Regions from separate parts of the Homo sapiens genome. Here region 2 is linked to region 1. A link is a loop called in an ENCODE intact Hi-C map of the cell type or tissue named here. Cell type or tissue: dorsolateral prefrontal cortex. All regions are shown on one strand. Each heading gives the region's core, and the rest is flanking DNA. Links, peaks and the distances in the headings are about the cores only. Region 1 has its middle 76 kb from the start of BTBD3-AS1. Region 2 holds the start of LOC107985406 (a long non-coding RNA gene).

What was found. Hi-C counts contacts between places; a loop is a spot of excess contacts. Peaks named below come from ENCODE experiments on the same cell type or tissue, not always from the same donor. Only the 100,000 strongest peaks of a DNase experiment are listed, where the experiment ranks them.
Region 2: a loop joins it to region 1, with 2.0 times the contacts of the local background. A loop is called at or near these places in 1 of 110 quality-filtered maps.

What each region holds. Positions count from the first base shown.
Region 1 is chr20:11,986,626-12,001,817 of GRCh38, forward strand. No RefSeq gene overlaps it. Among named protein-coding and RNA genes, the nearest start is that of BTBD3-AS1, 76 kb to the left of the region's middle. In dorsolateral prefrontal cortex, for the core only: no CTCF peak of the experiment used is centred there; a DNase peak (open chromatin) is centred at 9,746; H3K27ac peaks cover 6,669 bases.
Region 2 is chr20:12,238,873-12,254,064 of GRCh38, forward strand. It overlaps LOC107985406 (a long non-coding RNA gene), which reads right to left and starts at 8,570. Exons shown (of 3, transcript XR_007067530.1): 1 at 8,163-8,570; 2 at 7,284-7,492; 3 at 6,808-6,967. In dorsolateral prefrontal cortex, for the core only: no CTCF peak of the experiment used is centred there; no DNase peak of the experiment used is centred there.

The sequences.
Region 1 (15,192 bases), core at 4,894-12,893:
TGAATGATGTAGCATGTCTTTTGCTGGTGGAAGTATGAAATGATAATCCATTTCTGGAGGACAATTTGGGCAGTAAATACAGATTTGAAAATGCTTATTATCTTTGGCTAAGTGATTGCATCTCTAGAAATGTATTTAAAGAAAATAAATGAGGGTCTATACAAAGTTTGGCTCTGAGACTTTGCATTGCAGCTATGAATGTCAACAATGGGCCATGAGAAAATGATGGCCTACTTTTATAATGGAATACTTTGTGGTTATTAAACATAACGTTGAAGATGATTGTATTCTGGTAGAGGAAAATGCTTACCATCTATTGTTAGGTGCAGAAGGCAGGATATAAAGCCATAAATACAGTACAATCTTGTTTGGTTTTGTAGCTAAGGAAAATTTCTGCTTGGACCTTGCACATACACTGAAAGCCCTGACTCCTGCATAACCCAAAGCTTGCTTGAGCCTTTAACTGCTCATCTCAGACCCAGATGGGAATTATAGTCCAGTTTAATGCCCATCTAGATGACATCATACAGTGACAATGACCCATCTAAGGATCTCAGGAGAGAAATTTCCATCTTCTACAATTAGTCACAAAGTGCCTGTCAAATCCTCTCTTATTTGGAAGGACTTCCTCCCTGCCTTCTGTCCAGCCCTCACACCACCCACTGGAGAGGCCTACTGAACTCCCCAAAGAAAGGCATGGCTTTCCTTGCTTTACATATGCATTCAGCCTCAACAGAGAACATTTTTGGGCTTTGGTTATTCTTTGACATATTTGAATGTAGTTGTTTACTAGTTTTGGTCAAACAAATATTATACACAAGACTTCTCTGAATACCTTTTGAGTGCCACACACCTGTGCAGTGTAAAACATAATAACTTTGAGTTACTGAGGATAGAGGATTTTCAAGAAGTAATTTGAACCTGAAGTGAAAATTCTACTCATGACCTGCCCTCCTTTCCTTTTCCTCTTTGATTTTTTTTTTTTTTCCTGCCTGTATAAGGTACCAGTTGAGCCACAGGGATGAGAGTTGAAGACATGGCTCATTCATCTTTAAGGAAGGTATTTTAAAAGTGGCAGGGCTTTGGCTAAGAATTGAGAGATATACGGATATAAATAGTTCAGAGTTTATTCTGGGACTGGTGCATGACAGATACATAGAGAGTTTTCAAGTCATCTAATCTAAGTTTGCCAATTAACAGCTGAGGGATAAAGCCCAGAGATTGAATGATTTTCTGTAATCTAACAAGTAACAAATGAGGACAATTGAGTATTTGCATTAAGATCCTCAACTCTTTTCTACTTATTTATTCAAGGGAGAACCTTCCTCTCATTGCACCCCCGTGTTTATTTAAAGGAGGCAATAGTAGGTTTGTATTAAAGTAATTCATGATCTTGGCGGAATCATTTTTAGAGGAGAGATTCTCAAACCAGGCTATTGGCTAGAATTACCTGAAGAACATCTGAAAAATATTGACCCTTGTGTTTCATCCTTTGAAAGTTCTGATTCAGCAAATGTGAGGTGGGTCCCAGAGAAACATATTTTTAAATTACTCTCCAGGTAATTCCTAAGTGCAGCTACATACTGGACCTGGGTTTGACAAAGCCTTGGGCAATAGGACTGAGAGGGAACTGGGGAAGATGGGAAGAGAAAATAGGAAATTTACTCTCAGGACTCAGACTACTTATTTCCTCTAGAGCAAATTCATTGCCACTCTGGTTGGTAAATACTATCAAATGTATAAATGAAATCTGTACCTTCACAGGAATTTCCCAGTTTGGGTGGAGATGAATTTCAGGACTGGCAAGCAGTCTTCTGCCTCCTCTAATATGATAATGAACATTGAGCTATTGGCTCAAATATACCTCTGTCAGAGATTAGCAGTAGATGTGACTTTGCTGTTTGTCTTGTTGTAGAACAGGGCTTTCATATTTCCCCATTTTATTTAAAAGCCCGTTTCCTCCTTCTCTCTACAGTATAAGCACAAATCATAATATTTTCTTTTCTTTTCCAATAATAAATGTCTGTAGGGGCTGCAGGCTTCATTGTTTGGTAAGCCTGACAGATTTCTCCTATCATTTGTTTGATTAAAAGACTCAGTAACTTTTAGGAGTCTTGCTGCTGGTTTCTTCCCATGTGAATGAAATACAAAACAAAAGGCTTGACGTGCCAAGGAGTAGGCAGGTGTGTTTACATGGATTCTATCTATAGCAGCTGTTTACTGTTGGAGAATGGATTTCTTCATGCTGTGAACAACATTATGGAACTTTAAGATTGTGTTAGCTCAAAGTGCTCTTTGACTGTCTTCTCTCTTTCTAACTTTGCTCATGTTGGTCCTTGAGACAGTTGAGCCAGTCTTGTTCCTGGCGTTGTGGTGAGCCTGAACTAGAGATCCCATGAATGGATGAGCTGGAGACCTTATCTATGCTGAAGATATTATGGTTACTATTAGAAGAAGGAAGCTACCTTCAAAAAAACAACTATTTAATACTTCTAATGAGTCTAGGAGTTGAACAGGGCTGTTCGGCTGACGTCGGCTGAGTCCAGCTGATATTGCTGGGATCTCTGGTGGGTTTGTTGTCAGCTGATGGCTCTGCTAAGGAATGTCTGATCTAGGTCAGCCTCAGCTGGAACAATTCTGCTGTCCCCCGCCACATGTTTCTTATAAGCTTCTAATGGGATAACCAACGCACGTAATCAGAGAAGCAAGAGAGAAGGCAGAAAACTCACATGGCTTTCAAGCTTCTGCTAGCATCAAATGTGCTACTCTCGCCTTGAGCAAAACAAATCACATGGCAGATGTCAGTGTGGGAGGTAATTACCAAAGCCATAGGGAGGAGTAAAAAGTTGGGTTATGAATATGAATGCAATAAATCTATCACAAAGATTGAACTGATAAATGATGGTTTATTTGAGGGTAATGGAGGGACTATTATTCTCCTTGTCATTGCTGAAAAATGTGATAGGTTTTCAAAAACAAAGAATGGGAATGCACTCAGACAATAGTAAGTATAGGGGTGTGTGTGTGTGTGTGTGTGTGTGTGTGTTGGAGGAGGTGATGCTTTTCATTCTTTTCTTTTTTCTCCTCAAACCAAGAGCAAAGAGACTTTTGAAGACCTTTGACAACTCTTCTATCAGTCCTCTTGGGAACTCTAAGAGGATGATTTTAAGGACACTGTCAACTGGGAGATCTTTTTCCAAACAAACACTGCTCTCATTTTTGACATCTGGATTTTGACATCAAGAGCTGCCCACATTCTGAGCTTAGAACTCATCTTTGAAAAGTTGGCTACTTTTTCTGACACAAGCCAAGAAAAGGTATTTATTTTAAAGGTAAGAATGAGTAACAAAAACAAAAAACAAAAAATAAAACCACCCACACATGGATTGGTTATTTTTGCAAAGTAAAAATTGTGAGTTTTTTTTACACACCCATATTCAAGCGAAGATAGGAAAAAATATGAGCCGATACTAATTTATAAACCTTTTCTTTTGCATATAAGTGTTGCCACTACAGTCCCATACATAAGCATCTTAGATAAAGCAATAAAGGCTGAAATGGTGAGGCTACATATCACTTATTTTTATTTCTAGAAGATAACTTAAACTACAATGGGGGAAAAAAGCACATTGTTCCAAGGCATTGGTTCCAAACTTTTAACAATGATAAGAAATACCAAAGCATAGAAACCTCAGTCCATTTTTTTGGCCACTGCATTTGGTAAATGCTTAGTAACACAAGAGAATAATGAGGAGAATGACACAGCTGAGAAAGCTGAATTCACCAAATGTCAGAGCTGAGAAAAGCTGAATTCACTGAGGCCTCAAATGGAGTCCCAGGACGGGCAGCAGCATCATCACTGGGGAGCCAACCTTGGCTCTAGCCAGACTTGTGATAACAGAGTCTGCATTTTATCAAGATCCCCAGGGATGAGTATGTACATTAGCATTTAAGAAGCACTGATGTATAATTGGTTATGTTATTAATTAGAGGCCACATCTAGGTTTAATATAATAGAAACATTGATGTTACCAAACTCCTATTTGTAGATCGCTATAGCAACAGCCATCTTTGGATCTCACTGTTTATATCTGTCAAATGGGGACTCATAACTCTCATGCATATTTGTCAAAGGAGTGGAGGAGATCAAGGAATGGCTATCATAAAATGCTCTAAGACAAATGAAGAGGGGTGTAAATATTAGGGCTTGTTATTTTATTAGGGAAGTGCTTAGATCTTAATGCCTCAGCTAGCACAAGTTCTAAACACTGAGGAAACTACGCACTCAAGAAATGCTGTTCTATTCTCATGTTATTGTGAATGTCCAACAATTAACCCTGGATAATTGGTGTTTTAGTATACTGTAGCACTGACCAAGTATCCACTTATATTGCAAAACGTACAACCTACAACCTGCTCCATTCTGTCAGTGATGACTCACCCATCACTTCGAAGAAGGGTCTTAACACCTTGCACTTGATTTCCTCTAAGGCTTTGTTGCTGAAAATGTGGTTCTCTGATGAGCAGTGTCAGCCTGGGGGCAGGCTGGAAATGCAAAACCTGCAGACCTACCTTCTATCTGCTGAACCAGAACCTGCCTTTGACATGATCCTCTAGTGATTTCTGTGCAAATGAATGTTTGAGAAACCTTGACCTAAGGAAGTGCTTCCCAACCCTGGCTGCACATTAGAATCACCCTGGGGACTTTTAAAAATATCAATACCAAACTCCCCGTTTCTCCCCACCACCAATTAAATTAGAATTTTGGGAGTTGCCTCAGGCATCTATAGACTTTTAAGGCTCCTAAATGATACTCTGATATACTATTTGGTGGTGTGAAGTGAGACCTGGAGAAGGGCCAGGAAGAGTCAAATGACAAGAGTCTTACTACTACTGACATTTGAAATGAGTTGGAGTATGAGGGGAGTAAGTAAAAAGAATGATGGAAGAGAGAGAAAGTTATGCCAAGTGGAATCTCAATTGTGGAAATGGCTGAGTGACTTACGGAAAAGCTAGACCCAACATTGAATGTTAATTTACGTGTAGCTCTGTAATATAAAAACATCTGTCTTGCCAGAACTATAGTAAAGACTGTAGGTGGATGGTTTGCTTCCTATGAAATAAGAGATAAGGGCGGAGACCATTGCTTGAGTTTATGTAGAAAATGGACAATGAGTTGGATAGTAATATAGGTTGCCAGATAAAATATAGGACACCTTATTCAATTTGAATTTCAGATAAGCAGTGAACACCCTTTTAGTGTTAAGTATGTGTTACACAATATTTGAAATATCTGATATTTAAATTTAACTAGATGTCCTTGCATTTTGATCTGCTGAATGTGGTGACCTTATGATAAACCCTAAGCTGGTTTATGAGAATCAGAAGCTGAGGGCTGCAGGCCATCATAAGAATGTTAGTTTTGAGTTGGTAGAAATCTTGGCAAAGACATCCCACTTCAATTGAGCTGAGGCATCTTGTTTGCATTTGGTTTGAATCGGAACAGCTTTTTCATTATTCTCCATTTTTCAATTTTCTTGGGTCTCCCACTTTCCCCTCCCCCATTTGCCTTGGCCTTCCCTTGATTTTTTAAAGTGAACTTTTGCTTGACCTTGTGTTTGCTGTTTTTCAGCATGTTCCAGTCCTAGCAAAAGAAAAGTTCTTAGTCTTAAATTTAAATTCGTTGGTATTTCAGAAAAGGCTCTTATTTATTTACCATTTTCTAGTATACCACAGCATTAGAGATATGGTCATAAATTTACATTTCTAAAGTGCTCTCAGCCTTCTGAATTTTGTGATAGACAATTTCCCGGGGCACAAAATGGAGTTAACCCAGGATGTGGTGAGAAAAACATGGGAGTGGAGATGAAAAACAAGAGCAAAATGAAAACAAGAATTTCATCTGAAATCAGCTCCTATCAACAATGCTGTCTCTCCCTATGCCTGAGACAAAGGGCCTTTATCAGATGGCACGGTGAATAGGCAGGGCCTTCTCTCAAAACTGCCAAGTCTGTTTATGTATCTATTATTTCCTTTGAAAATTGCCTGAAGTGGAGCCTTGTGAAGAATTTCTCAAGCATTGCCTCAAACCATTGCCAAGGTTGGGTTGTAATGGAAGTGCAGAAAGAACAAAGGACAGGCACCAGAATGTTCTTTTATTGCTTGCATGACAAAGAGGAAAGAAAAAGAGAGGAATGGGATAGACCAGTGGTTCTCCAAGTGTGGTAGCTGAACCAGGTTCATCCACGACACTAGGGAACTTAATAGGACTGTAGAATCTGAGGTCCCACCCCAGACCTACTAAATCAGCAACTCTGAGGACCAGGGTCCGTCCAGCTTGTGGTTTAACAAGCCAGCCAGGTGATTCCAATATCAGCTAAACTCTGCGATCCACAGGTACAGACATTTTACCTCTTTAATCTTAATTTAAAAAACCTCATCTTCTCTGCCCGAGCCCAACGCTTCTGCCCGGGACATGGAGGACCTAGACGTGCAGGACTGGGCTGTCAGCACCAGGTAGGAGAAGGGTTTTGTTTTGTTTTGTTTTTTTGCCTAGAAGTATTTTTCTTTAGTTTGATGACAAAAGGGGACCAGGATAGTAAGGACAGAAGGAATAGCACAGACAGAAATGAACCTTACTCTTTCTGTCAGCTTCACAAAGTAAACAGAGTCATATAGAAGGAAAAGTTACCATTAGGTAGTTTAATGGACTAGTCTATCTCTAGGACAACAATGGCTTTAAACAGAATTTTCTGTTTTTATTTATTACACATTTCTACAATAATAATGGCTACAATTTATTGAGAACTAACGTCTGACATGCACTGCACTAAACATGATTCAAAATTATGTCATTTGATGGACACACTACTCAATAGGTACCAGGGATCTACCCCTACAGTAGGGGGTAGAAGGGGTATGAAGGCGGTAAGGCCCTTGCCTAAGAGTTTATAGCCACAGAAGCAGGCTCTGAACCAGCTGCTGCTCTTAAGAAGCCAACTCTTGTTTTTTTTTTTTTTTAGGCGGGGTCTTGCTCTGTTGCACAGGCTGGAGTGCAGTAGCATGATCTTGGCTCACTGCAACTCTACCTCTGGGTTCACACCATTCTGCTTCAGCTTCCCGAGTAGCTGGGACTACAGGTGTCTGCCACCAAGCCCGGCTAATTTTTTTTTTTTTTGTATTTTTTAGTAGAGACGGGGTTTCAACGTGTTAGCCAGGATGGTCTCGATCTCTTGACCTCGTGATCCACCTGCCTCAGCCTCCCAAAGTGCTGGGATTACAGGCATAAGCCACCGCACCCGGCCAAGGAGCCAACTCTTAACCCATGCTTCTGGGTCTCGGTTGCATATTGAGCTTGCCCAGGGAGCATTAAGAAATATCATTACTTGAATCCTAGCTGCAGAGAGCCTGGTATATTAGGCCTGGATGCAGCCAACGCTTGTGGTTTTTATAAGCTTCCCTAGCATTCCAGTGCAGAGCCAGAGCTGAGGGCCACTGTCTTACTAAGCCTGTCAGTTTCCTCTTGGTGCCTTTAGCTAAGTGGATCTCAACCTTGGATGCAAATTAGAATCACCTGTTTCCTCTTTGAACCATACCAGTGTTCAGGCCCATTTCCTGAGATTCAGATTTAATTGACCACAGGTGGCCCAAGCATTGCATTGTTCTGATGTGAAGCCAGGGCGGGCGTCACTGGTCTGACGCTAACTGCTGGAGCTGAGGGGATAGAAAGTATGTTGGGTTTGTGATATGGCCCTGACTCTGATGTTACCCCTGCTGATAAAGTCCTCAGCAGGAATGAGACAGGGTGGTTTCAGAACAGCAGGTGTGAGCTGTTTAGTTCAGGATTATTGGTAATTGAAGTAAGTGTTGTGTGTGAGAGTGTGGACACCCGTACATGTGTTGTGAGGACAAATACAAATTAAAAATAAGAGGCTTAGTTCCTCCTGCCGAAAATAAGGGAAGGGATTTCCTTTCTCTCTCTCTTTGTCAGGATACTTATCTTGGAAAACTTGTAAATGTAAGTACATTATTTATTACTTGACAAAGTATATTTTAGAAATGATCTGAGCCACTTTTTGAATGTCTTTCTCCAGGTCCTGGGAGCCATCTCTTTGGAATGCTAACACCAAGGGAGATAGGACCCTATCTCTTTTTCAGTTTATTTTTAGTTATTAATTTTATTTTTTTTTTAAATTTTATTTCTATGGAAGGGTAAGAGGTTAACTTCAGTGGGCATTTCACACCAAGTTGTAAAACCACCTCTTTTCGAAAAGACAGGTATTTGCATGATTTTTTTTCCTCTGGATAAAGTCAATTAGCTAACATAGCTTGTCACCCCAATTACCAAGTAAAGTTAGGATCAGCTATTTGTGGCAAATGGTGCTGTCCAATCCTCTTGCTTGAGCACTAGTTATTGTTTATCTCCAGCACACGTATGTAGTGGGTTGAATATGTTTGGCTGCGTGGAAGGGTGACTGTGAGTTCTTCCTGTCTTTGCAATCTCTTACTAGGTTGCCAGTGATGCTCAGCACATTCTGGTTTTTCTGATGCCCCTGAATCTAGGAACACTTGGCTAAAAACTGCAAATTATTTTCTCAATTTCATCCTGTTAATAATCCATGAGAAAGCTAATGAACATATAATCTTATCCAACAATAAGAGTGCTTCTTTACTAGCTTTGTGGAGATGATTTGTGGGTTGGAAGAAGACTTCGTTGTTGTTTTTTATTGTTTCCTCAACAGTGTCGGTGTGCATGTATGTACGTGCATGCGTGAGTATGTATGTGTTAAGGATAAGGGACTGAGCTTAAGATTTCTGCCCTTCCCCCTCCACTTCACCTCTCTGCCCTGTTTCTGCAACTTTTATCACTTTTCCATTTTAGTTTTCCATGCAATGTTTGAGAGACTTTGCCCTGGTTCCAAAAAAAAGAAAAGGTTTGAGCTGGTTGCAGTGGCTCTCACCTGTAGTCCCAGCTCCTCATTAGGCTAAGGTGGGAGAATTACTTGAGCCCAGGAGTTTGAGACCAGCCTGGGAAACATAAAGAGCCCTTGTCTCTAAAAGTTAAAAATTAAAAAAAGGTTTGAATATCAGTTAACTTAGTGTTTCTGGGGTCTTCCCTTCTTTTCTAGTTCTTACGTGCCAGAAATCTGTGGCTCATGCTAGAACCCAAACCTTCTTGGGTTTCCCTGATGGGTCAGAATATCACTACATGCAAACAGGGGCTGGGAAAAAGTGTCGTATCATCCCCCCAGAGGAGAGGTGCTCCTGGAAATCCTCCTGGTGATGATGGCAGAGCTGTAGGACAGAGGACAAATACAAAGTAGAGACGAGGTGGAGAGGCAGCGGGGCAGTGGGGAAAGTGGAAAATTGGAGCGTGATCTACTCTTTGGAAATAGTTCTGTGCCCTCTGGAGCCTGTGACACATGGTTCCAGCCTGATTTATAACAGCTTTTCCAACAGTCCCAGGGTAAATAGACTAGAACGATATTTGAGCTTATGAGAACAGATGTGGCTGCATTTGCCTTTTAATAAAGACAAGAGTCTGGCCAGGCCCAGTGGCCTCCAGAACTGTTTCTGCTGGCCCAGGAGAGGTACAAGAACATTATTAGGATTGGTGGGAGCTCTATTTCCTCTTTTCTTTTCACATTCACCATTGCTACCATAATTTTAGTGACTCATTTAGGATCTGTGGTGGAGAGAGTGAATGCCAGACCTCCCAGATTCTCTCTCCACCCCTCCACCCACCACCCCAACAAAAAGCCACATTGTACTCACTGAACCCTGGTACTGTGAATGGGGCCTTTATTCTAGCCCCGTTTCAGAGTGTGCTGCAAGTTTCCTTAAGTGCAATCATCTTGACCTCAACTTATAAAACCATAAAACAAGAGCGCTAGAAGGAATTTCTGAAATGGCCTGATTCAACTTTATTCTTTTTCTTTCTCTTTTGTTTGTAACAGAAAAGAACATAGGACCAGAAAAGTCAAGGGACTTGTCCAAGATAAAACAATTGGTTGCCCACTGAGCTGATCTGCTGCCCATGAATCTAGAAACACTTGGCTGAAAACTCTGTAGTTTATTTTTTCAGTTTCATCCTGTTAATATTCCCATGGGAAAGCTAATGGATATATACTCCCAATAAATGATAAATAATGTTCTCCTGTTTACGCGTCAGGGGAAATTAGAGCAGGAACTCACAACTTGGCTCCAGTCCCTGATCTCATGGGTGAGGTTTGCTGTAGAATCTGTATGTTCAATGGATGGATTTCCAGCTTGAAGGACTTTTGCCTTTTATCACTGTTGAAACAAATGAAGAGATGGGTATGGCAATAAGGTCGGAATCCTTGCTGGTTAGAAGTATTTGAGTCTTAGAGTTGCAGGTTTACATTTGCCTCGGACCCTAGGCTAAAATATAGGACTCTTTACCGTCAAGTAGCTTCTCTTTCCAGGTAGAAAGCTTGTTTATTTTAATGTCTTCCCTGTCTTTGGGCATGAGTTTTCAGTACCTGAAAGTCTTTTTCCTTAGCACTTGGTGCTTGGCTTACTTTTTGGCCTCAGTAGATTATGTCCTCCTCTGAGAAGACTTCCCTGCCCTGTTGCCAGTGTTGGTGGGTGTCTCTATTTCTTCCTGGACACATCTCATTACAGCTCTTGCTGTGATGCCGTGTTATTGTTAGCTACACAGTGAAAAGGGAAGTTGAATATTTCATTCTTAAATACATTATTCTAAGTGAAAGAGATCAGACTAAAAAGGCTAAATACTGTATGATTCCATTTATATGAAATTCTGGAAAAGGAAGAACTACAGGAGTAGAAAACAGATCAGTGGTTGCTTGGGAGTAGGGGAGGGATTGATTACAAAGAACATGAGGGATTTTTATTGTGATTGGAACTGTTTTATACATTGTTTAGGGTGGTAGCTACCAGATTATATGTGTTTGTTAATACTCATAGAACCATATGGCAAAGGGTGAATTTTATAGAATGTAATTTACACCTTAACAAACCCATCTATACCTAAATAAATAAGAACACAAAGAAAACAGCTCAAAAAAAAAAAAAAAAAAAAAGAAAAAGAGAAAAAAACAAAGCCCCAAGCCAATCAAAATTTCCAACTCTTGTCTAATAACTGGAATGATAGAAATACAGCCTTCTTTATTTCAGGAGCCCAGTTGTTATGCTTTGATAGAAATAAAACTCCAACTAGCCTCAAAGATTGTCTGAGTTCTTTTTGAAGTTAGCATGGAGGTCCCCACAAGATAAACACTAGAGCCAGTTCTACCACTGGCCAAGAAGGGTCACCTTCACCTCTAGGTTCTGCCTCTTTCCTTCTTCCAGAATTGTGCCCAAGTACAATTTTACCTTGTGAAATGGGAATAACAAAATGGAAGCTGGGTGGGCCCAGAATCCAAGGAGTTTGGGTCTGGTAAGTGAGCCGTGATGCTGCAGTTCTCCAGGTTGTATTGTGCCTGTCTGATTTGATGGAGGGCCCTGTAGAAGCTGAGGGTGAAGCTACTAGAAGTTCCAGGCCCAGCAGAGATGTGAAGACAGGGGTGAAAACCAGGGGGATTAGGTGACATTCTAGTTCCACGGTTGGTGTGAAATGGCAGGGATCAGATGGAGGCTGTAGCTCAGTAAAGCCCCTGGAAAACCCTATGGTTTGACAAGTGCGAGGATGTGATTTTTCTACCTGCCTTGACCAGGATAGACCAAGAATTGCACTTTACTACATCCAAATGCTGACGAAACTGATGACAAAAGCTAGAAGAGACAAGCCCACCAAGTGCCTTCTGACCTCTCTCAGGGGGGACCACTTCTGGGATGCTGATTGGGGTCAGCTGACCACTTCCAGGATGCTGATTAAGGTGGCACCATTAAGAGATGGGACTGGCTTTTTAAGAAATATAATGGTAATTTAGTATTCACGGTGGACACTTCAGGAATTTATAATTATAGATGTGTAGCCTAAAGAACTGAACTTCTTTAATAAACCCAGCTCAATCAGGGAACTACCCTTTGTCCTACTTATTATTACCCCAACTTTATGACTTACATTCACCCTGATTGATTGAATGATGCTTCCAAGCTTCAGATTCACTAAAGCTGCTTTGTCCAATATGATAGCCATTATCCATATGAGGTCATGAACATTTAAATTTATAGTAATTAAAGTTAAGTACAACATATAATTTAGTCCCTAAGTTGCATTGATCACATTTTAAGTGCTCAACAGTTAGATGAAGTGGCTGTTCTTTTGGGCAGTGCGTATTGATAGGATGTTTCCATCACTGCAGAAAGATTTATTGGACAATACTGTACTACAGACTATTTCCTCAAAGATGTAAAACTTGAGTGATCTCTAATTGTCAATTGAATAAAAACATTTAGTCCTAAAACAATCAAGTTCATCTCATGTGCCCTATCACTCAGGTTAACCTTTCTCGGTTCCCAGGGTGATCCTGCCATCCTGCAGTGATGGAGATTTTGCTCTCATTGAGTCTGTCTGGATTATTTCTGGTTCATGGACAATCTGGTTTATTCCTGTCTTCATATCATCTGGACCTCTTTCCTGGTGGTAAGTGCTGAGGAGATGCTGTCATTGTGTTCTGGGTTGGATGTCTTTGGAAATCTGGGAATATTCTGACAAATTTCTTCCTTCTCGACCCTTAATGATCCAATCAACTATAGGCCAGTCTGGATGGCATGGATGAGAAGGTTGCCTGAGTCATATTCTATACTTCTAACACAATTGTCACCCTCAAGTTGACTAGTTTGCATCTTTCTTCCCTGCAGGTTGTTTTTTTTTCAGCTGTGTCTGTGCCTATATTTGCTTTGTACCTGTGGTGAAAGTTATGCTGCTTGCAATTTTCTGGTATTAGGTTGGTGCAAAAGTAATTGCAGTTTTACCATTAAAGGTAATGGCAAAAACCGCAATTACTTTTGAACCAATCTGATAGAAAACCCTCTTATCTAGTGCTGTGCTGGTAATGTTTAACAAATGTCTCTAAGAGTGGAAAAGGCCTTGTGATTGGCTGAATATCATGATATAAATACTCCCACTGTGATGGATTTCAAATTAACAACTTGACTTCTTAGAACACAGAGCTGGGAAGTTTTCTCACCATGCAGGCACAATAACTGCAAAAAACCTCAAGAGTATAATAGTAGTAAATGTCATAAAATAGATGATAACTTGTGATTATTTGTTACTTTTGTTTTTGTTATAATTTATTTTACTTCAAGTTTGTATAATTCCATTTCTAATAATGGCCATGTTTAACAGCTGGCTCACAGAATTCTGAAAAATTTAGGACTGGCTCCTGGGAGCTGGTATAAGCAGGCTCCAGATCACCACTGCCCCCCTCTTTTTACTGAGGACATATAATTGGCCTTTACAATGAGTGGTCTAATTGTAACCCCTTTGTATGTACAGCAGGATTGGGGAGTACCCTTGAAGATTCATAGATTGTAGGAATCTGTCATTTGTGACCACTGTAGGACTGTCTAATTTTAGCAGACAGATCTGCCATCGAATGTGAGTAAATGTTTGCAAAAATTTAAATAATTAAATTGGCCCAGGAACAGAAATCTCTGCCTCTTAAGAGGGCTTCGCCTGGCCTGCTTGAGCCCGTCTGAGTGAACCACATGTGTGCTGGTAGGGAATGCAGGTGGAATAGGAATGACTTCTGGCTCGTCCAGAGCTCTTTGCTCTCCTATTAATACTACCGCTTTGAGAAAGCTAAAGAGGTTTGAGTGCATGACATTTTCTGTTTTTATTTAGGAAGTTCAGTTCTGAAAGATGGACTCCTTTGTCTTATACTTTATTGCACTTAAAAAAAACTTTCCTCAGTGCTTAAAAGTTGTTTGAGTTTTTTCTCTAACAACTGGGGACTCCTGAGAGGTGAGATCAAGTGTCTGTTGCAGTGATTTTTTTTTAAGCACCTGGTATGAAGTCTGGTCTGGAGAAAGTGCTCAATAAATGTGGGCTGAATAAAGGCTGAGATGCTAGAGGCATGAACTGGTTCAGGATAGGGAGTAGACAACTTGTACCATGCTGTTGGTTTAGGTTACTGATAATTCTGGGTATGTTATGAAAACTGTTGAGTATCAAAGGAGATCCCTGAGTGCTTTTCTGCTGTTTTTCTCAGGTCCTTAGACCCCCTATGGGGCAGGAAAGGAGAGTGGCAGAATAAAGATAGTATGAGCCTGTTAGCTAAGAGCTCTGCCACAAAGCCTAGATTTCTAGTTCCTAACTGCATGATTCTGGGCAAATCATGCCTCCAAGCCTCAGTTTCCACACCTCTAACATGGTAGTAATCACTCCTACTTCACAGAATTGGCAAAATTGGATGAGATGAAGCATGCAAAATGGTTGGCACTCAAAACATGAATGTTATTGACATAATGCACTTCCATTTCTTTGGTGTTGGGTAAAATGGAAGCAGCTTCCCTCACAGTTGCATTTCTAAGAGATAACAATATATGGATACAACCTGGACCCAGCAGAACCATAGCAAGAACAGTTATTTTACCCCTCCTGTGTACCAGGTGCTATTCTAGATGCCAGGAACAAAGAGGTTAGTAAGTCATGCTTACTGCCTTTAACCAATCCAGAGATCAGTGAGTGAATGGAATACATAGTCATTTATCATGATGCAGTGTCAAACAGGAATTTTTTCACGGGAAGAGGATTTGAAAAAAAGAAATTGACTAAGAAAAACATTTTGACTGTTAACTTTGAGCAAACTTGACCAAACATCTCCCAGACCTCTCTCTCACAACCTCTTTTGAGAGCTCTTGACTTTCAAAATCGAATCCAGGTGCACCCCCCAAGATAAGTGGGCAGCCTCATGGCCTTTCTCTTACAGTCAAAGGTAAATGATGCAGCTGGATATTACAAAGCTTTCTACCTTGACTTGATGTCTATGCCTGTTAAAGCAAGCAGCCAGCGTCTGACATCTCAGGGTTGTTACAACTTTGATTATTTTTGGATGGAGGCACTGCTGTCCTTATTTCGGTGCCTCTCAATTATGCCTCGTGTCTCAACTGCTCCTGAACCTTCATTCCATAAAACAAAAGAGATTGCCTGCTGCGGTTTTCATAGGTCTTTGTGGAGTCTCTTTAGATTTGGGCATTTTGAGGTCAATGCGGTGAGTGTTTTTTTCATGCGTTTGTACTTTTCTAGTTCCCTCCCCA
Region 2 (15,192 bases), core at 2,445-10,444, 250 kb after region 1:
AAAGGAAAAGCATGCATGAAGGTCAGGTCAGTATTCTTTATTAACCAGTTCTTTTATTGTCTAGTATGAACTTGCGGGGATTTGGGTAATGTAGAAAGATGGCGAAGAGAGAGCATTGATCTGTGTATGAGGATTCCCAGCTCTGACATTAAATGTGACCTCCCTGGAGTCACGTTCCCTCTTTGCCAATGGAAGAACTCAGACAAGTCCATCTTTTTCAAGTTGTTCTGTAATATCCTAAGTCCTTGCCACTCCAAGTGTACTCCTGCACCAGCGGCATCATATCACTTGAGAGCTAGTGAGAAATCCAGATTTCAGGCCCCACTTTAGAGCTATTGAATCTGAACCCGAGTTTTTAACAAGACTCAGTGATTCCTATACTTGTTAAGGTTTGAGGAGCGCTGATTCTGCATGAGTCTATGATGCTAGAGGGCCCCTCATGGGAAAGCCAGGGGATGTGGCAGAGGGAAAAAGCAGGGTGTTGGAAGAGGATCTTTCTTCACTGTACTCTCTCCAAACTGCTTCAAACAGGGAAACCTCTTTTTTGCCTTTCTTTTCTTTTTAATAGATTAGCAGTGCTCATATATTTCCTTTCGGGAAAGACAGGTCCTTCTGCAAATAAGAAAATTCTTTGGCTAGGGTATCATCAACATTATTTCAGCCCAAAAGCTTCACAAATACACTTTCAAAGGCAAGAGGAAGGAAGGCAAATTGATTATAGCTTCAGAGGAAAATAATTAATACAATACTAAGCATACAGACTTGTTTTCTTGGAGCTCGTGTGGGATTAGACTGTTGCAGGGCTGTTGGAAATTCAGGAAAGGTTACCTTGATTTCTGCAGGAGGGAAGAAACTGGTCCTATACTACCACCAAGGCCCAGGAGAAACCCCATACCTGGATGCTCACAGAGCTCAGAGTAGGGGCAAGACAGCTCTCCCAATATTTCTAGCCTCCGAGCAAATTTTAAGGAATGTCAGATTTTTGGCATAAAGCATAGAATGGTCAAATGGCATATTATTTCTGCAATGGCAAGATTTATTTATATTCATTTGACAAGATGCATTATTAATTTCTGTTTGGCCAAAAAATGTTCATATGTCCACCTTCTATAATCTTCCCTTTCTCCCAGCTATCACCACAATAATTCTGCACAATTACCTCCAACATAATGTCTTAAAGCATGAAGTATTTTGTTTTGTTCTGTTTTTCTCGCAAATCTGCAGGTTGACTGAGAGACTGGCTGGCCTGGGCCAGGCTTGGCTGATCAGGGCTGGGCTTGCATCTGAGTCTGAAATGTGCTGGCAGAATGACTGGAGCTGGCTGGTTTGCCATAGGCTCCACTGAGATAACTCAGGTCTCCTCCCCGAATCATCCACATCTCTCTACTATGCTAACCTGTAGCTGTTATCACAAGAAATTGCAGAAAAGCAAGAGAGAAAGCAGAAATGCAAAGATGCAAAGATGCTTTTTAAGCCTTTACTTTCCTCCCATTTGCTAACTTCCCATTGACTTGAAGAAGTCCCATGGGCACCTCCAGGGTAGAAAGCCTCAGGGTAAAGGGTGTGAATACATGGAGGGCATTCATTAAACAAACTTGATTGGATTTAAATCAATTAAATTGAATATCAAGCTGACACATATGATCTTAAAACAGGAATTGGCAGGAAACCAGCTTAAGAAATGCTAAAAAGTTGAGTGACTTAGGAATAAAGTCTAAGTTCATGCCCTTTGCAGGGACATGGATGAAGCTGGAAACCATCATTCTCAGCAAACTAACACAGGAACAGAAAACCAAACGCCATGTGTTCTCAGTCATAAGTGAGAGTTGAACAATGAGACCACATGGACACAGGGACGGGAACATCACACACCAGGGCCTATCGGGGGTGGGGGGTAAGGGGAGAGATAGCATGAGGAGAAATATCTAATGTAGATGATGGGTTGATGGGTGCAGCAAATCACCATGGCAGTTGTATACCTATGTAACAAACCTGCACATTCTGCACATGTATCCCAGAACTTAAAGTATGATCATAAATAAATAAATTCTCAGAACATGGCTACCTCAGACAGATGGGGTTTGTTGCATTACAATAAGAAATAGGCACAGGTACAAAGTGAAGAGATTGACGACTTTTCAATCAGCCAGTTAGATTAAAATAACATGAGGAAAGGCCTATGGCAAGTATTCTATTTTTTCCTGTTTCTGGTTTGGGAGATACCATGCCCTGTCTTGCGTATTAACTCTCTAAACAAAGGCATGGTGTACTGCTGCCCAATTGATTTATGACTAATTCAACTTTACACGGTACTAATGTGATATTTACATGTGACCAATCATCTCTGCCAAGTACTTCTTCCATGGTCGACTTAGGCCCTCCTGTCAGGCACTGCCTTTAAAGTGCTTTTATGTAAGCATTTAATAAAGCCATGTGGCTGGCAATTACTGCAAGAAATGTTTATCTCCTGAATCTTAGATAGTCAGAAATAAGCTATGTGACTGACATACTCCTTTATCTCAGAACAAGCTTTGCTGGAGATGTCCAAACCTGGGAGGAAAACTCAGACTGAAATCTGTGAACTATCCTAAGTATATCAGGAATAACCCAGACTAATTTGAGTCTTGTTTTCCCTCCTACTGGGGACAGGAGCATGTGGGGTGGGAAGGTTAATGTAGTGCAGCCTTATCGCCTTTGGGCAATTCTGCCAACTTGGAATAGTTTTGTGTCTCTTCTCTGAAAAGGAAATGTGCTTTGCCATAGTGATAAGGAGGATAGTAAAGAGGTCAATCCAGGGAGATGAGGATGCCTACCAATGCTCCCTGTTCTACCCGGGATTATTATGAATCTAGGAAGTGAGAGGCTACAGTTAATTTTAGTTCTGAGTAATTCAGTCTCTAAGGGCTTTCTTTGAGAAATACAAATAACTCAACAGAACCTTGACAAAAAGGCCACATTCTATGCACCCAGGGCGAGGGCCCACATTTGATTTTTACACAGGAGTCAACTCAGACCTAATTCAACAAAGACAAAAATAAGATTTCTATACTTTTCAAGAATCTGTTATGCTCATCTTCCATGCCTTTGCTAAATAGAATAATTTTGCTCTATGGCTCAGGAAAAAAAGAGCAGGAATTGGTAATAACTTCCTTCTAATCATTATATCATTTTTTTTATGGCAAAGGAGAAATTTTCAAGGCCTTGAATACTAATAAGGTGCCATACTGCTGACAGGAACCATGTATAGTGAGAGGAGTTCATACCTAACTTCTGGGCAAACTTTCCTAAAAAAGCCACACTCTTCCATATGCATGAGAAAAGAGGAGGAGGAAACTCTTAGATACAACCTGAATATTGGTCCCTGTCTCCTGCTTTCATAACTCTTCTCTCTCCTTTCATGGACCTCTTTTCTATTTTCTCTCAGTAGCTCAGAATACCATCTACCTTCCTATTTAAAACCTATCTTGCTCACCTCTTATCTTCCAACTCTATACTTAAGTCAAGAAGATTTTTAGGATATTCTGGAGGTGCAAACCTTAGGCCTCCAAAAGAGCAAAATAATCTAAATAAGTGAATGAGTGGATGCATGGGTGAATCAATAAATGGATGAATAAATGAATAAATAAAATATGTTCCACTCTCTCTTCAGCCAATCCCAACAAAACAGAAATAATACAATAAACTTTCATTCACCTTCAGTACGACGGAGTTCCCAGGTCAATTAAGGTTGAGACTTCTCCCAGAATTATGGGAACCACAATCATGTCATTAAATAGGTGCATTTTCAGATTATTGGCATCTCAGGAAAGCTCAGAACTCCCTTTTCTCCATAGTTCCTCTGCCCCCACCACTTATACTGCCAGACTGTGGGGAGAGAAGTCATTCCAGAGCAATGCTATCCAATAGAAAATTACTGTGAGCTACACATATAATTTTACATCTTCTGGTAGTCATTTTTAAAGAAAAGTAGACAGTGTTTTATGTGTTGAGTCCCAGCAAAAAGTTATGTTGGAGTTCCAATCCCTGATACCTCAGAACGTGATCTTATTTGGAAATGGGGTCTTTACAGAAGTTAGGAAATTAAACTGAGGACATTAGTGTGGGCCTTAATCCAATATGACTGATGTTCTTATAAAAAGGGAAAATTTGGACACAGAAACCAAAATGCATAGAGGGCAGGTAAGGGGAATAGACACAGAGAGAAGACAGCCTTCTGCAAGCCAAGGAGAGAAGCCTGGACAGATGTTTCCCTCACAGCCCTCCAAAGGAACCCACCCTGTTGACACCTCGATTTTAGACTTCTAGCCTCCAGAATAGTCAGACAATAAATAATCAGTTGTTTAAGCCGTCTAGTTTCTGGTACTTGGTTAATGGTAACTCTAACAAACTCACAGCACAAAACCTAACACAGTGAAAAGATATTGTAATAATATGTTTTATTTAACCTATTTGATAATATTTAATATATCAAAATTATTATTATTCCACATGAAATCAACATAAAAATAGTTTACATTCTTCCAAATCCAGTGTGGGTTTGACTTTTACAGCACATCTCAATGTGGACTCACCGCATCTCAAGTGCTCAGTAACCATGTGCGGCTTGTTCCCCATCGGACAGCACAAGTCTAAGATGAGCTGAGTCATGCGGGAAGGGCCCTGCTCCCCACTTCCCCAAGAAGAATAAGTGCACATCCACTGCCCCAGGGAACTGTACAGTTGGGAGCATCTGGGGACTTTAACTTCATGTCAGAGGATACTACATTTTTTAAAAAAGCATTCCATGTTTTTCCATTCATATGGCTTCTGTTTTTAAAGGTTCATGTATTTCGAAACCTGACAATAGGGTGCATTTCCTGCTTGGGCAAATGGACCGATTCAGTGTTATTACTTTCATTATACAAATGCAAACTTTACAAGCAATTTACCATAGAAACTGAGAAAAAAACCCACCTTCTTCCAACTAAAAATATAACAGTCTCTATATAAATATGCACAACCATATGATGAACAATTTCTGGGGCAGAGAGCTCCATTTTATTTCCCTTAAAGAAGTCAGTGTGGTGGATCTTGAGTGCTATGTGCAGGCACGGATTCCTCATCCACATGCCCACCACAGGCGGGCGGGCAGTGCCTTCATCCTTGGGTTGGCCCTTCAACTCTGACTCTTCTATCTGTTGCATGGCACCAGAAGAAAAGAGCAGAGGGAGAAGACATTTCTCATATTGGTCAACTTTCTTTTTATAGCTTAAAAAATAAACATTCACAAATAAATATGGTTTATCTTGCCAAATACCTTTTCCAAGAAAAATAAGCACTGCCTGGAAAAGCTGGCACAAACTACTAATAAATGGGAGAGTTATCCAGGTAGATTCTAGTAGGGGAGAGAAAACGGAGTCCTGTAAAATTATGAGGAAAATGGGAGCATGAAAAGTATGAGACTGTGTTGAGAAAGGCACTGAGGCTGGCATTAGTCTGGGCCCGGGAGGGCCCTCCTCTATTTGTCTGCTTTTCATCTTTTTCCTTATGACTCTGTCCTCTCTTTGGTGTGACATCACCCATTACCACGGCTTCACTTGCCATATGTATTTCACTGATGGTCTCTAAGCCACTCACCGGCCCGGACCAAACTCTGACCCTCCAGAACCTTCTTTTTGCCTACTGTCCATCCTCATTCCCGGTTTCTCCAGCAGACCAAACTCCAGGTAGCAACAGCCTCAGCTTTTCCTCCTGAGCTTCTCCTCTTCTTGGCTTTCCTCCTGGCATAATGCACACCATTTATCACCTGAACGCTAAGGATCACACGTGACTCCTTTCTCCTCCTCATTCTCCACCTCCAGTCAGCCCCTGAGCCTCATGCCTGTTGCTGCTTAAAAACCACTTGAATCTCTGCTTCTCTTCGATCACTGGCACTGCACTGCCCACCTCAGGCCAAGCCACTGTCATTTCCCACCTGGACCATGAGGCAGCTTCCTCATGGGAAGCTACTTTCCATGATTCTGTTCCTTCCAGTTTGTCCTCCAAGCTTTAGATGGAGGGATTTCCAAAACAGGCAGATGTGATTAAGTGCTTGCTGGTTTTCATGCTTCTGTGGTTCCTCATTTCCCTGAGATTAAAGTCTCCATGTTCCTGCATGTTCCAGCAGCTGCCCCATCACTTTCCTCTCTCTGTTGGGTTCTACAGTGAATCTGAAGGTGAGGTGCCAATTGAGCAGCCTGACTCTCCTGGGAAGTTGTTAGAAAGGCAAATGCCAGGGTCCTCCATGACTTAGTTAATCTGAACCTTTGGGGCAGTGGTCAACATCTGTGTTTTTTAACAAGGCCTCCAGGGGATTCTGGTACATGGTCAAGTTTAAGAACTCTGGCCAACATGGTGAAACCCCATTTCTACAAAAATACAAAACAAAACAAAACACACAAACAAACAAAAATTAGCCTGGCATGACGGCGGGTGCCTGTAATCCCAGCTACTCAGGAGGCTGAGCCTGGAAAATCACTTGAACCCAGGAGGCGGAGGTTGTGGCGAGCTGAGATTGCGCCATTGCACTCCAGCCCAGGCAACAAGAGTGAAACTCAGTCTCAAACAAACAAACAAACAAACAAAAAAACAACAAACAAAAAAAACTACCAGTGCCCATGCTCAGCCATGTCAAGTAAAAAACACATCAGGACTCAGGAAGGGAGGGACTTCACTGGAAAGGAGCATTATAAGGGTACAGGGAAAGACTATTAGAATAAGAGGAATGCTCTGACCGCAAGATCTGCAAGCTTCTCAAGAGTTAGGCAAAAATCATTTTTCTTTTATGGAGGGTGAGCAAGGTTAGAAAGAGCCTAGTGTGACTCAGAAGTAGGATGGAAGAGTGTGGGATGATGTGACAGTGGTTTCAGAAGTGGCCTCTTCTCAGGAGCTGCTGTTGAAGAAGGTCTGCATGCTGGCTTGGGCTGAAGAAGGACCAAAGTACAGGGACCTGGGGAAAGGAGAGAAAATCTTCAGGTTTGATTAACAGACATTTTGTTACAACTGGTGGGTGAGGACAAACAGTTCAGCTAATCATTTATAAGGCAAAGCATAAGAATTTGGAGGGCCTGTGTCTATGCCTAGCTTTGTCACGGGTCATCCTTGAGTCTTCTCTATGTCCTATGGAGAAGGGAAGTTCCTTGTAGCAGACTGTTCTGAACACAAAAGACTAAGGGATTACTGAACCTTCGCTGTTGCCCAGGAGCAGAGGATTCAGGTAAAATGTAGCAGTGTCGGTCACTTGCACCTGCTGTGTCCCCTCTCACCTGTGGCCCTTTACACTTGCTCTCCCCTCTGCCTGAAGCACTCCTGCCCAGTTCTCCACTTCTCCTCTTCATTACATGCTCTTCCAGACAGTTCAGGTCCTGGTGTCATTTAGAGTCTGCTCTCCCATGCCAGACTCTATGTATGTCACCTTCACTCTGCATCTTCAGCTCTGACCCAGCACCTGACAACTAGATGGAGTCCATAAATACTGGGGAAATGAAGGAAAGTAAAAAGTTCTTGGAAGTTTTGTCAATTTAAGAAACGCTCCATGATTATCAACAATAATCCCTCAATAACTTTTTTCTTCTCTGCAGTTAGAAGGCAGCCTGAAATTTTGCATTTTCCCCCTGAGAGCTCCTCCACACTGCTCCTGAAATGGCTGTCATTCTACTTATTCACTGGGGTTCTCTTTTTCCAGGCTCAACTACCTGGTGGGGTTTTTTTTGTTGCCATTGTTGTTTTTTTTTGTCTTTTTAAACAACTTCTCTCGTTTTCCAGGGCAAGTTAGAGGTGTTAAGTTCCCTAATGTGCTACTAGGCTGCAAATGAAGAATTTAACAGCCCATGGGAGGACCAATTAGAATCAATTATGACATAATTGAACTGCCTTGTATTCCTTGTCGGTATAGAACTTCTTTCTGGAAGGAAGATTGTGCCTTTCTTCACACTATGATGGAGTAGCTGCATGAGTTCACAGGCAATGGTTCTGACCTAATCAATTCTAGAATAGAGTTTCGTGGAGCTAGCATGCCTTGTGATATCAGGGCCAGAGAAGCTCAGCTCAAGGAAGCCCTGACTTTCTCATTTCTGCCCTCCACCCCCCAGTTTTTTTTCCTTTCTTAAGAAAGCTGCTAAATTCTTACAAAGTATATAAAATACCTTACATGGGCCTCTGGAAAGTCAGGACACTCCACCTATTGAAGAAGTGAGAAGGAAAGATTGAGTCTGAGGTCACCATCCATTTCCCTCCATTTTCTTCATTATTGGGCGTGAGAGATCAGACAACCATGAGAAGATCAACTCTGTCCACTTTTCCCAGTAACCGTCCTCTGGAATCTGGCCTTTGGGCCATTGGTGATGGGAGCCAGTAGTTGCATGATTTCCTCTTTCTTGCTACACCCAGCCTCATCAGTCCTGGGTTGTAGCTTATATGGCTTCCAAAGGCTTCAGTCCATGATTAAGTAATCGGTCTCCCCAGCAGCAGCCGTCTCTATAACGCAGGCTCTTTTCAACTTCCTTTCTTGACTCTTCCTGTTTTTCATTCTTCCTCCCTGGAAATCTATACCCTAATAAAATAAAATAAGGTAAGCCCTCAATTTCACCCTCAGCTTTGTAATGAACCCAGGGAAGACCAATTAAACTTGTGAAAATGGTAAAACGAGAACAGGTTTTGACTTATTTGCATATTTTTGAATATTAGCAAATAGTTGAAGAGATCTAGTGACCAGTTCCTGACACAGGACTCTAAAGTAATAGAAGGAAAACTACTCTATGGCTCCGAATTTTGTGTTGTTTGAATATCCATGTCCAGTCACGTATCTGTTATATGCCTTCCTAGTTCCATTCAACTTCCTTTTTTATATCCTGGAGCAATTTCCTCCATCACTTACTCTCTATACAGAGCTTGTTTTGGTTTGGATCCCTCAGAAACAGATCCTGAGATAAGGATGTATGTGCAAGTAGTTTATTCTGGAAGTGATCCAAGGAGATGCTTGGATTCAGTGATCCAAGTTAGAGGAGTGGGGAGGTGAGGGGGAGAGAAAAGCAGGGAATAAAATATATGTCAATGTGGAACCCAATCCTGCTGGGGAAACTTCAGGAGACAATGTAGAACACAATTTGGAATTATCCCACTAGAAGGGCAAGGGAGCTGGAGTATTTACACACCAACTCCTATCAGTTGTATTGGTTGAGGGCTGCTCCTCGGGACAGATGGGATTAATTCTCTGTCACCTCCAGCCTGCCCTGTATGTAGGCAGAGAGGTTTGGGAAGCCAGAAAGAGTCCTAGGGCATCTGGAAATCAAGCCATTGTTCTCTATGACAGTAAAGCTGATAGGATATTGGTGGGATACAAGAATGCTATCAAGTTTACCTCCCTTAAGTCAAGAGAGCAAAGAGGAGCTCTATGTCTAGTGGTCTCTGGGAGTTCCAGCTTTCAGTAATCATCAGTTCTGGCTTCAGAATAAAACCACCTAGGAAACTTTTAAAAAATGCTATCACCCAGACACCTCACCAGAAAACTAATACAAGTGAAAAATAAGCGTATAAAAGAGTACTCAACATCATATGCTATCAAGGAATTGCAAATTAAAACAATAGACTATCACTACATTCCTATTAGAATGGCTGAAGTTCAAAACACTGACCATAACAAATGCTGGTGAAGATGTGGAATAACAGGAACCCTCATTCATTGCTGGTGGGAAAGCAAAATGGTACAGCCACCTTGGAAGAGAGCCTGGCAGTTTCTTACAAACTAAACATAGTCTCACCATATGATCCAGCAATAGTGCTTCTTGGTATTTACCCGAATGATTTAAAAACATATGTCCACACAAAAACCCCTCCACAGAAATGTTTATAGCAGCTTTATCCATAATTGCCAAATGTGGAGGCTTCAATGGAAAACGTCCTTCCATAGTTGAATAGATGAACAAACATACAAATGTGCATCTATATGCATATATACAATGAACTATTCAGCAATAAAAGGAATGAGCTATCAAGCCATAGAAACGTATGGAAGAAATGTAAGTGCATACTGCTAAGTGGAAAAGAAAAACTCAGAAAAGCCTACTATATGACGTTCTCTAAAGGGTAAAAAGCTACAGGCACCAAAAAGATCAGGGATTTCTAGGAATTTGGAGGAAAGAGTGGAGAGATGAACAGGTGGAACACATGGGGATTATTAGGGCAATGAAATGGTGGATGTATGACATTATGGATTTGGCTAAACCCATAGAACAGTATAACACAAACAGTAAATCTTATTGTAAACTATGCACTTTAGCTAACAATGATGTATCAGTTTTGGCTCACTTGTAACAAATGTACCATGCCAAAGCAAAATGAAAATAATAGGGGCAACTGTGTGAAGGCGGGGAGAGAGTATATGAAAAGTCTGTGCTTTCTGTTTAATTTTTCTGGAAATCTAAAACTGCCCTAAGAGATAAAGTCTAATTTTATATAGAACATACTCCATAAATTAAAATTTCCAGGGGTGAAAACCAAACATTAGTATCTTTTGCATGATCCCTGGGAAACCCTAATGTGCAGGGAGAGTTCAGTTGCACTGGGGTAAGTGTACAGAAGAGTTGAATCTCTCCTGGTTGTCTTTGTGCAAAGGTCTTTCCCTTGGAGGCAGTTGGTCTCAGTAGCATGCTGTTTAGGGAACAAGAGAATTTAAAAATTAGTGTAGAATCTGCAATTTTTAATTCTAAGGAGCCCATACATGCAAAACAGGTCACATACAGTTATGAATCATTAATAGTTTAACTACTTATTAAAATATATGCCTGTAATTTCATTAAGGTAAAAAATGTAGCCTTTGCTGTTCCAGAATGCTCCTCCAATCAGTATCACCTGGGAGCTTGTTAGCAATGCTCTTTCCTGGGTTCCCTCTCATTCTATGGAATCAGAAACTGTAGGGGATGAGGCCCAGGAATCTGGGTGTTGTCAGCCTTTCCAAGTGAAACTTAAGTGCCAATTCGTGAAAGTCGCTGTTTTGAACAGAGGACGAAAGTGTAAAGCAGTGGTTCTAAAACTTGGCTGTACAATAAAATGACCTGGGAAGATTTAAAAAAACAGCAATGTTAAACATATAGTGATGTTTAAAAAATATTGACATTTTGGTTCTATTTCCCCAAATTGTGATTTAATTGGTCTGCAGTATGTTTTGGGCAATGGGATTTTCAAAAACTCCCCAAGTGAGTCTAATGCGTAGGCAATCTGAGAAAAACTGGTGCAAAGACAATAATCAGCAAATTCTGGGCCTGCTGTCACCAACAGGTTGATCTCCAAAACTCACTTCCTTGAAACCCTCTCAGGAAACTTCTCCCAACCCGGAATATTTCCATCTTCCCCTGCCTCCATGCTCTCCAATTCATTATTACTAATACCACATTTTTGCCTCTGGTTCTTTTTCTCTTTCATGGTCTTAGGAAATGCAAAGTGCATCATCAGGGAAGTGTTAATAATGCCCATTTATTTTGTGATTCTGCCCCAAAAGACTTTCCTGCAGCCCAGTTATATAGTGCATATTACAAGAACTCACCCTGTAAAGAGAGGTGAGTTTAAGCGCTTTAAAGAGAGTTACTGTAATATGCACTAATGCTAATAAAAAACATTTAAATGGTGCTGGAATATTTTCTTTTGCTAACTTTTATTTTAAGTTCAGGGGTACAGGTGCAGGTTTTTTACTTGTGTCATGAGGGATTTTGTGTAGAATATTTCATCACCCAGGTATTAAGCTTAGTACCCATCAGTTGGTTTTCTTGGGACTCTCCCTCCTCCCACCTTCCATCCTCCAAAAGGCCCCAGTGTGTGTTGTTCCCCTCTATGTGTCCATGTGTTCTCATTGTTTACCTCCCACTTACAAGTGAGAACATGTGGTGTTTGGTTTTCTGTTCCTGTGTTAGTTTGCTAAGGATAATGACCTCCAGCTCCATCCATATCCCTGCAAAGGACATGAGCTCATTCTTTTTCATGACTGCATAGTATTCCATATTGTATATATACCACATTTTCTTTATCCAGACTATCATTGGTGGGCATTTAGGTTGACTCCATGTCTTTGCTATTGTGAATAGTGCTTCAGTGAACATTTGCATGCATGTGTCTTTATAATAGAGCAATTTATATTCCTTTGGGTATATACTCAGTAATGGGATTACTGGATCGACTGGTATTTCTGCCTCCAGGTCTTTCAGGAATTGCCACACTGTCTTCCACAATGGTTGAACTAATTTACACTCCCACCAACAGTGTATAAGTGTTCATTTTTCTTCACAACCTCGCCAGCATCTGTTATTTGACTTTTTATTAATAGCCATTCTGCCTGGTGTGAGATGGTATCTCATTGTGGTTTTGATTTGCATTTCTCTAATGATTAGTGATGCTGAGCTTTCTTTTCCATATAATTGTTGGCCACATGTATGTCCTCTTTTGTAAAGTGTCTGTTTATGTCCTTTGCCTACTTTTTTATGGAGTTGTTTGGTTTTTTCTTGTAAATTTAAGTTCCTTATACATGCTGGATATTAGACCTTTGTTAGATGCATAGATTACAAAAATTTTCTCCCATTTTGTAGGTTGTCAGTTTACTCTGTTGATAGTTGTTTTCACTGTGCAGAAGCTCTTTAGTTTGATTAGATCCCATTTGTCAATTCTTGCTTTTGTTGCAATTGCTTTTGGCATCTTCATCATGAAATCTTTGCCCGTGCCTATTTCCTGAATGGTTTTGCCTAGGCTGTCATCCAGGGTTTTTATAGTTTTGGATTTTACACTTAAATCTTTAATCCATTTTGAGTTATTTTTTTGTATATGGTGTAAGGAAGAGGTCCAGTTTCATTCAGTCTTCTGCATATGGCTAGCCAGTTATCCTAGCACCATTTATTGAATAGGAAATTCTTTCCTCGTTGCTTGTTTTTGTCAGGTTTGTTGGATATCAGATAGTTGTAGGTGTGCAATCTTATTATTGGGTTCTCTGTTCTGTTCCATTTGGTCTTTGTGTCTTTCTTGTACAGTACCACGATGTTTTGGTTACAGTAGCCCTGTAGTATACATTGAAGTCAGGTAGCATGATGCCTCCAGCTTTATTCTTTTTGTTTAGGATGGCCTTGGCTATTTGGGCTCCTATTTGGTTCCCTATAAATTTTAAAACAGTTTTTTTCTAATCCTATGAAGAATGTCAGTGGTAGTTTAATGGGAATAGCATTGAATCTTTATATTGCTTTGGGCAGTAGGGCCATTTTAACAATGTTTATTCTTCCTATCAATGAGCATGGAATGTTTTTCCATTTGTTTGTGTCATCTCTGATTTTTTTGAGCAGTGGTTTGTAGTTCTCTTTGGAGAAATCTTTAACCTCCCTAGTTAGCTGTATTCATAGGTGCTTTATTTTTTTGTGGCAATTGTGAATGGGAATTCATTCCTGATTTGGCTCTCTGCTTGACTGTTGTTGGTGTATAGGAATGCTAGTGATTATGGCACATTGATTTTGTATCCTGAGACTTTGCTGAAGTTGTTTATCAGCTTAGAAAGCTTTTGAGCTGAGATGATGGGGTTATGTCATCTAGATATAGGATCATGTCATCTGCAAACAGGGATAGTTTGACTTTCTCTCTTCCTATTTGAATGCCACTTATTTATTTATCTTGCCTGATTGCCCTGGCCAGAACTTCCAATACTATGTTAAATAGGAGTGGTGAGAGAGGGCATCCCTTTCTTGTGCCTATTTTCAAGAGGAATGCTTCCAGCTTGTGCCCATTCCGTATAACAGCACTGTATTTTCTACAAGCTGGAGATGTTCTTATAACATTTCTCTTCTCTTTTTTTCTCCTTCCAAAAATTGATAAGAATAGGGCTTTGGGGTTTTGTGTTCAAGGAGAAAAACTTTACTAGGGATTCCAAAGAGGAAGATGATCAGGGAAGAATAATAGGACCCAGAATCTCATAGCAGGCTGTCATGGAAATAAGAGTTGTTTTGGAGAGGGGGCATGATGGGAATGGATCTCTGAGTCAGATAAAAAAAAGAAGTTTTGAGGGTTTTCTGTGTCTGGCAGAGACCCAGGCTGGCTTGCATACGGAAGACGAAGACCCAGGCTGGCTCGCATATGGAAGACGAGGCTGGTTTGCATACCAAAGACGAAGGAATTGACCCTGGTGGCTAAAGGTGGCTGAAAACATGCATTGTGGCCTTGAGAGCATTGGAGGGGAATTCTGTCAGCAGGTCCGCTGTCAGTGGAATAGACCATGTGTGGCGTGCCTCTGAGTATGTTAGTTCCCTATTGCTTGTAACAAATTGCCATAAATTTAGCAGCATAAAACAACACACAGTTAATATCTCATGGTGGATTCCGTGGGTAGGGAGTACATTATGGCTCAGTTGAGTGCTCTACCCAGGGTCTTACTGGCTGCAATCAAGATGTCAGCTAACAATAATGTTTTAGAATTGGCTCTTTTGTAGCAAATGTACCACAGCCAAAGCAAGATGTTATAATAGGGGCAACCCTTCTTTCCAAACAACTCATTTTTCCAAGACAGCCTCCTAAGGGCTTCTATTAATTATTCTTCCCTGATCATCTTCGTCTTTGGAACTCCTAGTAAGTTTTTTTTTTTCCTTGAACACCAAACCTGAAAGCCCTATTTTTACGAAATTTTGGAAGGAGGAGGGAAAAAGAGAAGAGAAATGTTCTAAGGACAGCTCCAGCTTTTAGGAAATACACTGTTGTGTTCCATTCTGGAGCTTGGGGTCTTCTTCCAAGATCACATGGTGTTTGGCAAAATGCAGTTTCTCCTGGTTTTCTTGCTGCTGTCAGGTGGGTCCACTCTTATCTCCTATGTGCCACCTGCAGTTCTTTACCACATGATCCTTTTAAAATGTGACAACTGACTTCTTCAAGGCAGCGGAACAATCTTTTGCCTCAGAGATGGCTTAGTCCCCCTTTATATGGGCTTTCACCTCATCATTATAGGCCCACCCTGGAATATCTTTCTTTACTCAAAATCAGCTCGCTTGGGATTTGAATTACCTCTGCCAAAATCACTTTACCTTTGCAATATTGTAATGGCTAGAGGCAAGTTGCAGATCTCAGCCACACTTAAGAGGAGGGGATTACATGAATGCGGGGATACCAGGAAGTGGTAGTCATTGGGAGTTAGCCTAGGGTCTGTCCCTCACACCGAGGTAATGC